Linked DNA regions of Homo sapiens: region 2 is linked to region 1. A link is a loop called in an ENCODE intact Hi-C map of the cell type or tissue named here. Cell type or tissue: IMR-90. All regions are shown on one strand. Links, peaks and the distances in the headings refer to the core of each region. The heading gives the core; the rest is flanking DNA. Region 1 has its middle 410 kb from the start of LRATD1. Region 2 overlaps NBAS (NBAS subunit of NRZ tethering complex).

Region 1 (7,482 bases), core at 1,915-5,914:
AAAGCCAAGTACAAAGCTATTGGCGTTGCTGCGGTTGCACACTGAATGAATGAGTGGAAAATGGGGATGTCTGGAAGCCAGCCCCCAGCTTCCTGTGCTAACAACCTCTAAGGCGCCTTCAGCTCAGAAACACCCTATGATTCAAAATCCTCATAGAAAAAAGTCAGGGAAGGATTTAAAGAAATTGTTCCATATGATTTTTCACAGGCTCGTCAGTGACTCTGTGTGGGTCAAAGAAGATTAAGGGCCTCTGGAAATTCAAAGGCTGATTACATCAAATCCTATCCCAGGAGCCAAGAAGGGAGTGTGCACCACAGCTCAATATTCTATGCACAAGCCAGGAGCTTTTAGATAAGCATTTTGGGGGAGCTAACAGAAGGTGAGGGGTTTCCGTAAAGCCATGACTTTAAAACAAATCCTCCGAAGTACAGAGAGCTGAGCTCTGCTCACCACCTCCAAACCCAGCAGTTCCCTCCCTGAGGCTGTGGCCTGGCCCCAGTCTCAGCTCGGACACCCCAGCCACTGATGGAATCCAATTCCTTCCGGCAGCCTCTGAGGGCCAGAAGAACTCAGAAAGGACAGCCTGGGAGGCTGATCATCTCCTGACTTGTCTTCATTCCTGGTGCCTCCTCCAAGCTCTGCTAAAGGTGAGGGGGTGGGGATGTCTCTGCACTAAATGGGGGACAAATTAAGTGGCAGCTTAAGTCTTGTAATAGGTCAGGCAGGTGGTGATGTGAGTGATGCATCTTCAAGACGGTGATCCATCTTCCCCGTCTCCAGAGAGAATGACAGCTCAGCAGAGAGAGAGGAGCACTCTGCGAGGATGGAATCGAGAAGGCTGCCCCTGCAGCCCAACCCTGCTCAAGGCCTTCAGAAGGTCCCCTGGAGCTTGAAGTACCTGCAAAGAGCAGGATCCTAGGAGCCAAAGGAGGTCTCAAGAGCGTGGACTGTTTTTCTCCGCTGCAGAGTCATAGTCATTGTGTTCCTATTGTGTGTCAGACACACACTCATTTAACCTCGCCACAGTCCAGCAAGGTAAGGCTTATTACAGGTGGGAAAATTGAGGCTCCAAGAGGTTACAATGACTTTCCCAGGGTAACATAGAGCCTGAATTCACAAACAGGTAGGGATCTCTGATTACCGCAAGATTGTTGGTTTATTTGTTCTGATCAAAGAAGTCTTGGCTGAGTCTTAAGCACATGCGTATGGACCTGCCCAGGCACGACCACCTTGTGTTCTCTAAGACAGCAAACATTCAGGGCTCCGGAAGAAAAAAATCAAAGGAAAAGCTCCTCAGAAAATTGATCAAAAACAGCAAATAACAGCCAGGGGTGAACTTATGCTGTCTAGACTCAGCAAACAGATGTGGGGCTCAGCAGTTGGCCTGCACCAAGCTCGTGGCAATCTGCCAGTTCCAAACTGGCAAGCTAAGGGCTTTCTTGAAACCCACTGCTCATGTCAGACTCTGGGGTTTTTGTCTTTCTAAGCCCCACCCTTGCCCTTGGTCCAGGAGGTGGCCTTCACAGGGGCTGCTCTCCTTCAGACTTTGCTACCCATAAATCCCAGTGCTCGCACTTGTCCCTAAGTCATTCCGTGACAGTTAATCCAAAGGCCCCATCGTACATTGCCTAATCCCTGATGGTTGAGGTTATCTCTGCCTTCCTGTGCGGTAAAATCAGTTTACTTTTTTCCTCTTTCATCAGTTTGTTTGCATTGAGCTACTGCCTAATTAAACTTTCCTCTCCAGCTTCATCCCCTCAAATCTAACCTACACATCACTGGCAGATTAAATTCACCAAAGCTCAACTGTGATCACATCAGCCCCTACCCACAATCCTTCAATAGGAGCTCCCCTTTGCACAAGGTTACTCTCTATTCCAATATTCACATCACTCTTCATTCAAGCCAGACGGAGCTACCTTGTGTCCCCTGAGGAGAGAGCACATCTCACCACTATTGGGAGTTTTGGTCCACATTTATGGAGGCAGGGAGAGCTGAGTCCCATGGGGGAGGCTCAAGGACCACCTCAGGAATAGAAGAAGTGAGCCAGTATCCATGAGAACATCTGAGGTCTCTCTCCCAAGGGAGTCGGTAGCCACAGACCAGGGCCAACAACTGCAAATTCTGAGATTCAGGAGCATTTTGTTCACCCACATCTGTTCTCTACATTTGTGTCTTTTTCCAGAAAAACCATTACAAGAGAAACAGCTGCAGGGTGGGAGTGCCTGAAGGATGAAGTGGCAGGATCCCATTCTGTAGCATGTGGAGGAGTCCCCAAGGGGGAGAGTGGCAACTGAAAGGGAAACAAACCAGGCCAAATGCCTGGGGAGGGCCGGCAGGAAAAGTCAGCCAGGGACAGACAAATGGTCCTGTGGCTCAGATGTGGGGCAGGCTATCCAGTGCTGGGAATTATCTCAGGACAGCAGTAAGTACTCTTTGTACACCAGTTGAAAAAGCAAACAGATACTGAACAAGTGAAGAAATCTTCCGCCACTCTACCCGGCAGCTGTCCAGTGCTTGTTTCCATAGCATCTGGGCCTCTGCACCATCTGCACTGTGAGAAACGTTAGCCACCTTGCTTCCAAGGGCTCTGCCGGCTTTGGTGTTCTATTTTTTTCTTTTCTTTTTTTCCCTTTTCTCTACTACATGGAAATAAGGCCTGGGAGGATGGGGCCATTTTCAGGCTTGAGAGCACACGTTCCCAAGTAGGCTTTGGAGCAGACTTCGTCTTAGCGAGTCAAAGTGAAGTGAGAAATGAAGGTGATACGTGTTTGTGCTTCACATGTTCCTCTATTTGCTTTCAACATGGACAATATTTAATAGCACATGCAGCTTCTAAATCCTCCTGATATTTCTGGAACTGAGGATTGCTGGAGGCCTCATGTAAAAACGGAGTCCAAATTGGTTTCTTTTGTAAGAAAGGCAATGGCAAGGAAGGAGGCAAACCTAGGTGGCCAGTGGCCTTTCCCCTCCGTTCTTCTCTGCCTGTAAGTGCGTAATTGCCATCCTCAGAGCAAGAAATGCAAAGAGATGTCAAGGGTAGTTTGAACCCCAAAAGTGACAACGTCATGTGCTGGCTTGGAGCTAAGCATTGGGCAGTAATGACCATAATTTAGTCTGGTTTCTACTTATTATTACAGAGGCTGTTAACTGTAACAGAAGAATGAAAATTGCTGGGAGAAGGAAGTAGAGAAACAAAATCGATCCAGGAAATTGGAAAATAAGTGAAATGAACAACAATCAGGCTAAAATAACTACCAGGAAAGGAGAGAGAAGAAAGGGCACACCAAGGGCTTAGGTAGAAATTCACAGGAAGCCCATTGGCGAGGTCTTCTTTGCATCTCTTCTGAGGGATGACCCAGACTGAAACTAGCATATTCCCTGTGTGTTCTCAATGAGAGATGAGGATGGCAGGGCTGTGAAGACACTCTGCCCCCTTTCTTAGAGGAGAAATCATTCACTGCCAGGTCCAAGGGAAGATAGACACCCAAAAGAGCCCTGGCTGCCTGCCTAACAGGACTCAAATCCATAAATGGAGAGATTCTGGAATCTTCACACACCAATTAATAACTAAATTTGGCAAAACCACAGCCCATGACTTAAACCAGAAAGCAGCAGTCTTTTGCAGTAAAAGGCCAGCTAGTATATATTTCAGACTTCGGTCTGATGCAATGACTTTGCATGGTTCCTGATGCAACGACTTGACTCTGCCTTGTAGTAAGAAGGCAGCCATACACAACAACATTAACAAGCGGCTGTGGCTGCCAGCCAGTAAAACTTGCTTTACAAAAACAGGCAGTAGGTCACATTTGGTTCATGAGCCATAGTTCTCCAACCCCCGATTTACATAATAATAACAAATCCTACTTAACGGCACTTTACCATTTACACAGCACCCTTCCTCGCTTAGTCACTGGGTCATCTCTGTAATCTGTGAGGAGGCAGAGTAGGAGTCACTAGACTCATCTGACAGATGAGGAATTGGAGGTTACACAAGGTCACACAGCCTGTGGGCACCAAAAACCGGGACATTGCCTCCCTGTGCGTCTTGGACCCCTGCACGTTTAGCTTGGCTCCTAGTCCTGCTGCCTCCACCTTCCAAGGATCTCAGGCTGAGCTGTGCCACTTCCATTATCCCTGTCTCTGTCCTAGCCCATCTTGTCTTTCATAGGAAATTTCTAACAGTCAGGTTTGAGCATGTCACATTTCTGCTAAAAGCCCATCCATATCCATCCATGACCTGCAAGCTAAGGTCCAACCATCTTGGCCAGGACACAGGACTGTCCTGGCTCTGGCATCTGCCTGACTCTTCGCCCCTTGCTGTGATTTCCTAAACCTCAGTAATTTTAAACAGCATCACATGCCTCCAAGTGCTATGGTAAGCCTGAGCCTTTGCCTTCACTTGCTGTGCCAGAAAGTCTAATCCTGCCCTCTCCCCCTTAATCACACCAGGATTTCTTTGCTAAGGAGGCCTTGAAGGTTTAAGGGATTAAAATGTTCCCAGCAATTAGAAAACCTGGGTTCTAAGTCTAGCTCTGCCAGGAACCAGTGGGCCTCTACCAGTGAGCCCACCCTCAGCACTCAACTCAGCATCTCACCTTGGAGGGTGCCTTCTGACTCATCCCCACACTAGCCTGCCAGGGCTCCCGGGGATTGTAAAAAGCCCTGCTCTGTCTGTTGCCTGAAAACTTGATGCATTCGGGCAGAGATCCTCTTAGTAACCTTTCTATTCCCAAGCACATGGGCCAGTACCTGGTACAGAGCAGACGAATAATGAATGCTGATTGACTGGATGGATAAATGAATGAATCAATGAATGAAGTTCATAGAAGAGAAAACAAATTTTCACATGGACTTTTACTAATAAAGGGTTAGGCTGAACAGAGAGAAAACTTAAAAACTTTTTTTTTTTTGCTTAAATATACAATTTAGACAATTCCCCAGTTGTGCTTCCAATTACTTAGATTCTAAATGACAGAATTTGCATTCTGTAAGACTACCTGCTAATATGCTGATGCTGCCTGATTTGCAGGTAAGTAGCAGGGAAAGGTCTTTGCATGGCTGAGTTCTCTCACATTGATAAAGAATCAGCGACAGCTGACTTGACAATGAACTCCCAGCTCAGAAACCCCCCGGTCCAATTATTTCAGCTATACTCAAGCCTATTGACATTACACACACAGAAGAATGAACAGCAAAACCTATTAATGAGGTTTTTCATAAGATAGAAAAATAAACACAATCTGCAGGAAAGCATACTGACAAGGGGCTCAGCAGAGTATAGAATTAAGATTTCACAAAACAACTAGAATGTCAGGGTTCTTTCCTAGAGTGGCCATGGAACATGAGGAGACTCTATGAGTTGAAACTCCAAAGTCTTTGACCTGACTCAGATCTCTGCAAGTCACTTAGATAAGACTCTGTTTTCTCCTCTGCATAATGGGGGTTATAATCTATGCTCTGCTCACCTCACAGAATGGTTGTGAGGGTTAAAAGAGATGATAGTTGTGGCCTTATTTTCTAAATTGTAAACAACTATAAAGAGGTGAGGAGTTACCCTAGCTTTCATGCCTCTGATCAATCTGGCCATTATTTTTCACTGAAAGGCATCAGGATGATTCCCATATAAAGACAGTGCTTTGAACATTTAGCCTTCTGTTTGAAATAAAACATAAATACATTTGCTAGTACCAAAACATAATTGGGGTAAGGCTAGCACACAACAACGAAATGTCATATGCTAATAGAAACTCCCTAAGGGATGGTGTATCAAAATCAGATTTCAAAGGCAAGAGCCCATTCTGACCAATTAGCAAAGACTGATCAATTTCTAAATATGATTTCCTCCCAAAATAAATATCAAAATCTCTGTCATGTATTTCCCAACATTTCTGAAGCCTGCAAATCAGACAAATCAATCCAGGGAGCTATTGTTGACCACCAACGCCATGTGAGGCACTGTGCTGGGATCTAAAAATACAATGCGACATGATCCTGAGCTCACAGTCCAACAGGGCGACAGTGAAGAGAATAAGTATTCCAGAACAGTGGGAGAGGAGCTGACGCTGAGATCTGAGCAAAATGCTGAGGAAGCACAGAGATAGAAGCCATTCTTTGCACATGTTTGGGCAGTAACTTTCCAAACCACCAGTAACATGGCTGCCCATGGTGCAGTTGGAGTGGCCTTGCAGTGTTTCATTTTGTTATCAGAGAGCATGCAGAAGTGCTTCCCATTTTGCCACCCAAAATGTCTTTCCCAACTTTTTTCATTTGATTGTTTTGTTTTGTTTTTTTAATTTAAAAAAATGTGGTGTATACATATACATATATATACATCCAGTCCCATTGTATATATACATCACATTTTTTAATCAATTCATATGTCAACAAACACTTAGGTTGTTTCCATGCCTTGGCTAATTGTGAATAATGCTGCAATGAACACAGAAGTGCAGATATCTCTATGAGGTGCTGATTTAATTTCCTTCAGGTATATACCTGGAAATTGGAGCTAAATCACAAAGTAGTTCTACGCCAAATTTTTTGAGGAACCTCCATATTGTTTTCCATATGGCTATACTAATTTGCATTCCCACTAACAGTCTACAAGAGTTTCTTTTTCTCTACCTCCTTGCCAACACTTACTGCTTTTCTTTTTGAAGACAAAGGTTTGTAGACAAAGCCTGTAAGAGAGTGTGTACCCCCTAATTTCAGCAGACCCAGGGCTTCCCTGTGTCCCATCAGTCCACATTCAGCTTTCACCAATTAGTGAGCTCTTCCAGCTGAACTATTGCTACTCATGTGTCTATCTCAGGTGAATGTATGTTCATATTTTCTCTCCCATAGGCACTGTCTCTCCTTAGACTCCTCACAAGTCATTACCTTCATGACCTCAGCTCTCCAATGGTTTCAAAAGCAGTCATGCATTTGAAATAAGCCCAGTTCTTTTTCATTGCAAAGGTGGCAGTAATACTCCTTTCATCTCTCTACATCCTGGGGTGGAAGCTGGATTCAGTATGTTTTCATAGCTAATTTTTATTTTAGTTCTTAAGGCTTAATTTGAATGAGATACAAATCTATTCTAACTGGAATGTCATATTCCAATTCATATAGTCTTAAAACATTTTTAAGAATATAAAAAATCTCTCAATATATATCAACCTCCAAGAAATGTTTTTAATCATTGTACACACATAATTATAGAATTTGGGAGGATTATCACTTAGACCCAACAAACACAAACTTTGAACACTACTCTTCAGGTTCCTGAAGCAATTATAATGAGAATAATTTTAAGAAGGACAGAAAACTCCCTTTCTGGAATAACAAGAAGTGGCTGGTGCTGTGAGGAAGTGGGGAAGTCACTCTATTTTTATTTTATATATTTTTTTGCCACTTTAATACTAAGAGTGGTTTTATTTTTAGTTCACTTTTAATTAGTTGTACAGAAGAAGAAAGTTGAGTCAGTTGCAGGCAGCGGGG
Region 2 (7,482 bases), core at 1,568-5,567, 130 kb after region 1:
TCTGATAGAGCCTCACACACACAACCCCACATAATACTTATCAACTTTACGAGACAAATAATACCACCCTTATTTTTCTACAAAATAGACATAGGTTCAAAGAGGTGGAAGAATTTGCCCGAGGTCATTTAACTAATCTGAAACTTGAGTCCAGGTCCACCCTCCCTCCACCCATGACACCTGCCTTGACCGCCAGGCATTCTGCACACTCCCTCCCTTCCTAATGCCACCCCATCCACCAGCACATCCAACTTGCTGAACTACAGTTGTGGACACATTATAAACTGAATTCTATCCAGAAAAGGCAGGTTGAAATAAAAAAGGAGGGTGGGAAGGAAGAGTCTCTTAATCAATAAGAAAATATGTTCACCACTCAGTACAAGAAAGAAAAAAAAGGTTAAAAAAGCGGCAGCTTGCTCATCGTTTCCATACAGTTTTATTTGCAATTTGTTGGAACCATGGAGAACAATCGGCAGATACACATGTTGCTTCTGGGAACAGCATTCAACTCCAGATGCTTTTTCTGCTAAGGAGCAGGGCCACAGGTGGCCCTCACACCCAGTGCTGTGCTGCGCGGAGGGCTGTACTGAAGGTTCTGAAGGCCTGGTGAGTCCCCCTCACGGCCAGAAGGAGAGACCCGGCTTCGGCTTCATGGCCGGCCTCCCGCAGGTGTCTGCCCAGCTCCTCTGCATCCCAGCGCCCTTGCTGGAGGCTAGCCAAGAGGTGGTCAACAATACGTGGATAGAAGGGAGTGGAGACACACTTCACCAGCAGCTTGGCATCCAGGAGCAGGGAAAGAAGTTCTTGGTCACAATTGGAATCATTCACCTTCAAGAAATAAGACAGGCACAGCGTGAGGGGGTGTTTGCTTTGTTCGCCTCCCCCTTGGATCCCTCGCTCTCCACTGGGCTGCCTTCATCATCATTCATGCCCTGGCCTGGGTTTAAAAGCGTGTGTGGGTCACGAGCACCTCTGAGGTAGGTCACAGATTGGGATGACAGACGGGGCTCCTCTTAACATAAGAAGACACAAGAACCCCACTGCAATCATCACTACAGCTTCCAGATACTGGGTGCCAGAAACTATTCAACACTGTACCAGCATCTCTTCACCAAGGCCTTCTGATTCAACCCCGTGACTGGCACTTTTACCTCCCAATTGACAGAAAAGGAAACTGAGGTGTAGCAACTTTGCTTAACATTGTAACCAGTTGTAGAGCCAGATTGTAAATTTGGGTCAATCTTGACATCAAAGTCTGTGCTCTTAACAACCACATTTACTGTTTCATTTGTACTTTCACTGTGATCCACATTCTTTAATGCTGTATCTTTCTTGAATATAAATACACATGAAAAAAATTTTTTTGGAACAAGAAAACCTTTTTTGTACTCCATTGAGAGAAGAGTATGTCCCTCAAGCCCACTGATACGAGTAAGATAACCAACAGTGGGGTTTTAAACTATTTTTGCTTCAGCCTCTAGGAAGCTCAGTACCAACCTTGCCTTTTAAAAAACGGTTTCATAGGTTCTTTCAGTTTGCGTATTCTCTTTCTCCCTGGTCTTGTCTTCTAAATATATGTATTATTTTCAATATTTTTTTAAAGAATCAAGTCCACACTGATCATATTATCAAAATTCGGAGCTTCTCACTTACATTGGGGTATCATAAAACAGATTCCTGACAGGCTTTTCTTAACGTTACTGTGCCTTTTTAATAATTTGGATTGTAGGACTCTCAGAAATAATGTCAAAGCCAATTAACTAACGTTTAGACCAACTATATTATGCAACTGTACACAATGTGCTCTTCCTGCATGTTCTGTGACAAGGAAGAAAGGCTATTGAAGATGCGAAGGTCAACTGTGTCTACTTGTCTACTGACTGTGAGAATTAAAGCAAGAGAAGTACTGAGAATAAAATCCTGCCCACTATCGGATAGCGTGAATCTTTCCTACTACCCACAGGGGTCATTCAAAACCCAATGTAAACATCACCTCCAATGCCATCTTCTTGCTGACATTTTCTTTAACTCTCTTGGCCAATACTTGGGAGTATGACCAAGGATTCCTCCTTCCTCCATACTCCCAAGATGCCTGAGATCTGCCTCTTCATGCTGTATGATAAGTAATTTTATTTTATTTATTTCTTTTTTGAGATGGAGTTTTACTCTTGTTGCCCAGGCTAGAGTGCAGTGGTGCAATCTCGGCTCACTGCAACCTCCTCCTCTTGGGTTCAAGCGGTTCTCCTGCCTCATCCTCCCAAGTAACTGGGATTACAGGTGCATGGCACCACGCCTGGCTAATTTTTTGTATTTATTAGAGATGGTGTTTCACCATGTTGGTCAGGCTGGTCTCGAACTCCTGACCTCAGGTGATCCACTCACTTTGGCCTCCCAAAGGGCTGGGATTACAGGCGTGGCCACCGTGCCCGGCCTGTATGATAGTAATTTGTATGTCTGTCTCCCTTACCGACTGGGAAATTCTTGAAGGCACAGAAGTTTTATCACTTTTACATTTCAGCTCCCCATTTCATTAACATTTGTTAAATGGCTGAGTGAACCTACATTATGAAACTTTGTCACATTTTTGTAAACTGCACAAGTACACGATAAAGACCCTACCTCTCAGAGAGACTGAATAGAACTAGACTCCAGAACAGAAGACCCTCTCTGCAAACCCTCAGTGTCTTTTCTCCGGCCTCCCAATTCATGAACACTTGTACAGCCCACCTTTGACCCCACCTTTGACCCAAAACACTTAGGTTGAACTCCAGGAATTTACCTTTGTTTTTGTTTTTAGGAGCTAGATGACAGAAAAAGCCACCGGTTCAATGGACTTGCTTTTGTGCTGGAAGGGGCACGGAGCTTTGACTTCTCCTCGCTGGGGCTGCCTGTGAGTTCTGAATGCCTTCTTTCCATCCCACTTCTCTCCCTGTCTCTTCATGCCTAGCAAACAAGAGTCTCAACCCCACAGAGCTCCTGCCCTCAGCAGCACGGTGTCTACGTGCCAGAACCCTGAGAGGCCCTTGAAGTCTTCAGACATCCCTTCAAGACAGTTCTCACCTCCTCTGACAGAGGCAGGTTCAGTGAGGTCAAGTGTGATACAGTTGCTCCATGGTGGAGTGGCCTAGAAGCCCGTGTCTCGGCCTAGTTTACTTGTTTATTGTTTGTTTCCCTCCAGAACACAAGTTCCTATGGAGCAGAGATCTTGTCTCTTCTGTTCACCCCTGTATCCCCATGTCCAGAATGGGTGGTCACATGCTAGGAGCTGAGCAAGATTTGTGGAATGAATACCCAAGTGAATGAATCACTCCAAAGCTCACATTCTTTCAGTCTGTGTGGCTGCCTCCAGCCACGTGCATGCACATGCTAATGCGTGCACACACACAGGGCATCTGAGTTACTGTATGTGTTATCTTGGTTCATCCTTCAAAACAAAGAATCCCCCTGCCTAACCCTGCAGGACAGAACAGTGTGTGCCAGGATGCTACAGGCACATGTTTGATAAGATGCACAGATAAAAGGCTCAGAATCTGAACACTGCAGGGCAATACTTTCTTTGTTGCCCTGAATACGTCTTCTAGGCTGGGACACCTTTATTATTCTTTCAGTTTACTCACTAACCCTCCCCTCTGGGAGCCCGACAGTCTCCTAGAGAGGTAGTGATGGATTCTTCCAGCCTGAGGAAGAGACAGGGGTTCTGTTAACGCCTGCGGCCGCTGCTGCTCTCATTCCCTTCATAGTTTGTGTTTCTATCCAGTGCAACCAAATCCTTCCCGTGTTTCTGGCTGGATATACCCAGCTTTTCAGAAGCTGCTCTCATTCTGGCAGGGAGGGCAAGGGGTGGGGAAGGGCAGGGTAGGCTGTCTTTTCTCCAAAAGCCTGCTGCTTGCCTTCTTGGCTGAGAATGCCTAAGGCTAAAGACACGGAAATGAAATGCATGCTTCCTTCCCCTTGGCCCCGGCCCACTCAGAGGTTCCCTAAAGAACGATAAAGGTCTGCGTTTGCTGACCTGCATTGAGCTTGGGCAGTGAGCAGGGAAAGGTTGGGAGGAATTTTGGGTTTGGCTTCAGATAAAATCAAGTGCTGGAAACGCAGGGTGGGTGACTTTATCTTATTTCCTTTCTCTGACATTCTACCTGGGCCTGGCTCTTTGCAAGAAATACAGAATGGCCAGAGTATACTTTAAGATTGTCAGCTGCACGGAAAATACTGCATAGATAATTTTTCTGTGTGTATTTGGGAACAAAATAGAAAATGAAAGAAGAAAGAAAGAGATGGCCTTTGTAATGACCCATTCCAACAAGTACATTTTAAAGAGTCGTCTGAGGTTCAGAGAAGGAACAGGTCATAGACAGCCAAGATGTTCCTTTCTACATATCAGGGCACCAAGGCCAGACAGAATCCTTCCCATCAGCACAGCCGAGTGCTGGGTGTCCTGTCCCAAAGCACTCTCCAACACTGTGACATCAGCACACTGCTGAGTTGCTGGATTAATTTGTTAAGCCTCAAGTTGTCTTTGTTTTTTCTTGTTTTTGACTAAAATTTGTACTAAACATACTAAAACTTTAGTACTATCTGCCACAGAAGCTTGGTACTCTCTGACCATGCATTATTCATTCTAACCTACTTTTTCTTTTTAAGATAAAAATAAAAAAGTGGAAATAGTTGGAAAAAAACATGCCACCTTCTTGCTGACATTTTGTTTAACTCTCTTGGCCAAGCTGATTCCTCCTTCCTCCATACTCCCAAGGCACCTGAGGTCTGGCTCTTCAGGCTGTGTGACGGTAATTTGTATGTCATCCATGTTTGGGTCACCACAAGAGAATTATTTCACCCTCCTTTCCTCTCCAGTAACTGTCCATGTGCATAGATTTTTTTCCCACAATTAATCGTATGATATTTGTATTCTATTTTTCTCATTATATGCTAAGAATTTTTAAATTGTTTTTTACATAGTTTTCAGTCTTAAAAATTTTAATGGCTGCAAAATAGTTGTTATAAGTTATTTGACTTCTATAAATATTTCAGCCATTTTAAGTTGTCTGATATTACTGAAACACTACCATGAATGTTTTTTTGCACATACTTTCTTCTTCATCGAAATTATCGGCATAGGACAAGTTACCAGGGGAGGTATCACTGCAGTGTTACGGGCTGAACTGTGTCCCGCACAAATTCGTATGTCGAAGCCCTTACCCTCAGTACCTCACAATGTGACTTTATTTACAGACAGGGACTTTAAAGAGGCAATGAAGGTAAAATGAGGTCATCAGGATGGACTCCGATATAACCGGTGTCCTTACAAGAAGAGAAGACAGGACACGCACACAAAGCAAGGGTCAGCCATGTGAGGACAGTGAGAAGGCGGCCGTCGACACGCCAAGGAGAGAGGCCTGGGAAGAAACCAACCTTACACCTTGACATCAGACTTCTGGTCTCCAAAACTGTAGGAAAATAAATTTCTCTTGTTTAAGTCACTTAGTCTGTGGTACTTTGTTAGGGTAATATGAGCAAATTAATACATCAGGCAAAGTATCTGAAACATTTTTTTGGTTCTAAATATGAATGTAAGCACAACCACATAATGATGTCAACTGTGCCAGCTTACAGCGGTGACATCAGCATGGGAATGCATCAGTGTCACATCACGAACTTCTCAGCTTTAGGTGTTAATATTTTGATAGGAAAAAATCACTTGCTAATTTAGGAGATATGTAATGGTACCTCAAGGTTGCTTTCATTTGAATTTATTTGCAAGAATGAATTTTTCCATAAATTTCCTATCATTTTTATTTTTTGTTGTGGGAAGAATCAATCATTCACTCATTTAGGAGAGTTATAACAGCTTCCCACTCTTTCACATGTGAAGGATTCTCTGTATAACTGAAATCTTAACCCTGATTTTTGTTATCATGAACATTCTAACCTATTGTTTACAGTTCTGTTTCGGTTGTTTTTTGTTGTATAGAAGTTTTACACTTTCATATTGTCAGGAAAGGATCTACTCCTTTATGACTTGTTTTATTGCTTTAAAACTCAGAACTTACAATTCCTCAAAGGAACTGATATGTTATTTTTATATTTTCTGACTTTTAACAACATTTGACTTTTAAATTGATCAGAAATTGACTTTGGTATATGGTCTGTGGAAAATCACACAGCCCTGCCAGTGGGTTGACTGGTGCTTAAGGGGCATGAGAAAGAAAATATATTCTGTCATTTTTGGATGCGGTTTGGATGTGAGAAATAAATATGAGACAAGTCCAGAGAATTAGTTGACTTAATTCCCCTGATCAAATAACTTTGAATTACAGTGAGAGATAGTCTGGTGCTATGAAAAGAAGACAGGCTTTTGGGTTAGAGACAAATTTCCAATCCTGGTTCTGTCACTAAACAACTGTGTGACCTTGTTCAGGACGATCTCTCTGAGCTCCAGTTTCCACATCAGAAATACACACTGTCTGTAAGGGTTGGGAATAATACAAGCTTTTAAGTGCCCAGCACAATGCCAAGTGCAGAGTCCAGGTTCAGTAAATAGCTGATGTTAATACAGGCAAACAAATCATGAGAAAAGGATTTTCTAGAAAGGGAAGGGCTTATATATATCAGAAGATGAGTAAAATGCTTGCTATCTCTGTCAGAGATTGTTTTTTGTGTGTCAGCAATTAATTTTTGAGAATAAATGATACTTTACAGATCTTGGGAAAGAAATCTATTAAAGCACAAAGCACTGCTGTCTTCCAAGCCATTAAAATGTTATCTGCTTAATTCCTCTTCCAACAATAGGTAATGAACCTTCTCTGATTTAAAATCTTTGATTTTATGGATCTATATCAAGCTAAGAGTAATTACAATAATGAGGAAAGCTGAAATTCCAGAAGCATAATGCATGCAGCCCTCATTTCATTTGCTTTCAAGATTATTTAATACTATTTCACTGTTTACTTTAGGGAAACATATTTGTCTTGTTCTCATATATACTATTACTAATAAAAGTTATTAAAATATCAACCACAAGGGTAGAAAAATAAAAGGACAACGTAAGTATACGCTTGAGAAAAACACATACAGATAATTTTTGTATTCTGTATTTACTTGAATATGATATGCAGTTTCCATTTTCTCAGCATACCATCAGTTTCACTCCTGGCATGGCACTTAATGGAATACTACTTCTGAAACCAAAACTATGACAAATCATCTGCTCACGATCTCACAACGAGACGGAGACAATCTTTGAAAATCCAAGCTTGATCACCTCTGCAACCAAACCCACATGCTGGATTTGAGGGCCCTGATCTGGCTAGTTCCACACGCTGTACCTACCTCCTTGCTACCTTCGTTAATTCTTCGTGTTATTATTTCACATGTCAATCTCTCCATGAGATTATTCATTTAAGCACAGGGATAATAATATTTTATCGCATCTTTACAAGCGTCTTACCTATTCTTCACTTCATACACAGTGCCAGGCTGTGCACA

What was found. Peaks named below come from ENCODE experiments on the same cell type or tissue, not always from the same donor. Only the 100,000 strongest peaks of a DNase experiment are listed, where the experiment ranks them.
Region 2: it touches region 1 in a loop (4-fold over the local background); 1 of 110 quality-filtered maps calls a loop at or near these places.

Annotation. Positions count from the first base shown.
Region 1 is chr2:15,039,230-15,046,711 of GRCh38, forward strand. It overlaps a transcript of NBAS not described here. Among named protein-coding and RNA genes, the nearest start is that of LRATD1, 410 kb to the left of the region's middle. RefSeq lists enhancers at 3,445-3,945, 3,946-4,446 and silencers at 3,822-4,022, 4,496-4,790. In IMR-90, for the core only: no CTCF peak of the experiment used is centred there; DNase peaks (open chromatin) are centred at 2,472 and 3,782; H3K27ac peaks cover 2,302 bases.
Region 2 is chr2:15,166,496-15,173,977 of GRCh38, forward strand. It overlaps NBAS (NBAS subunit of NRZ tethering complex), which reads right to left. Exons shown (of 52, transcript NM_015909.4): 52 at 421-828. The coding sequence ends at 553. Among named protein-coding and RNA genes, the nearest start is that of NBAS, 390 kb to the right of the region's middle. In IMR-90, for the core only: no CTCF peak of the experiment used is centred there; a DNase peak (open chromatin) is centred at 3,326; H3K4me3 peaks cover 645 bases; H3K27ac peaks cover 2,665 bases.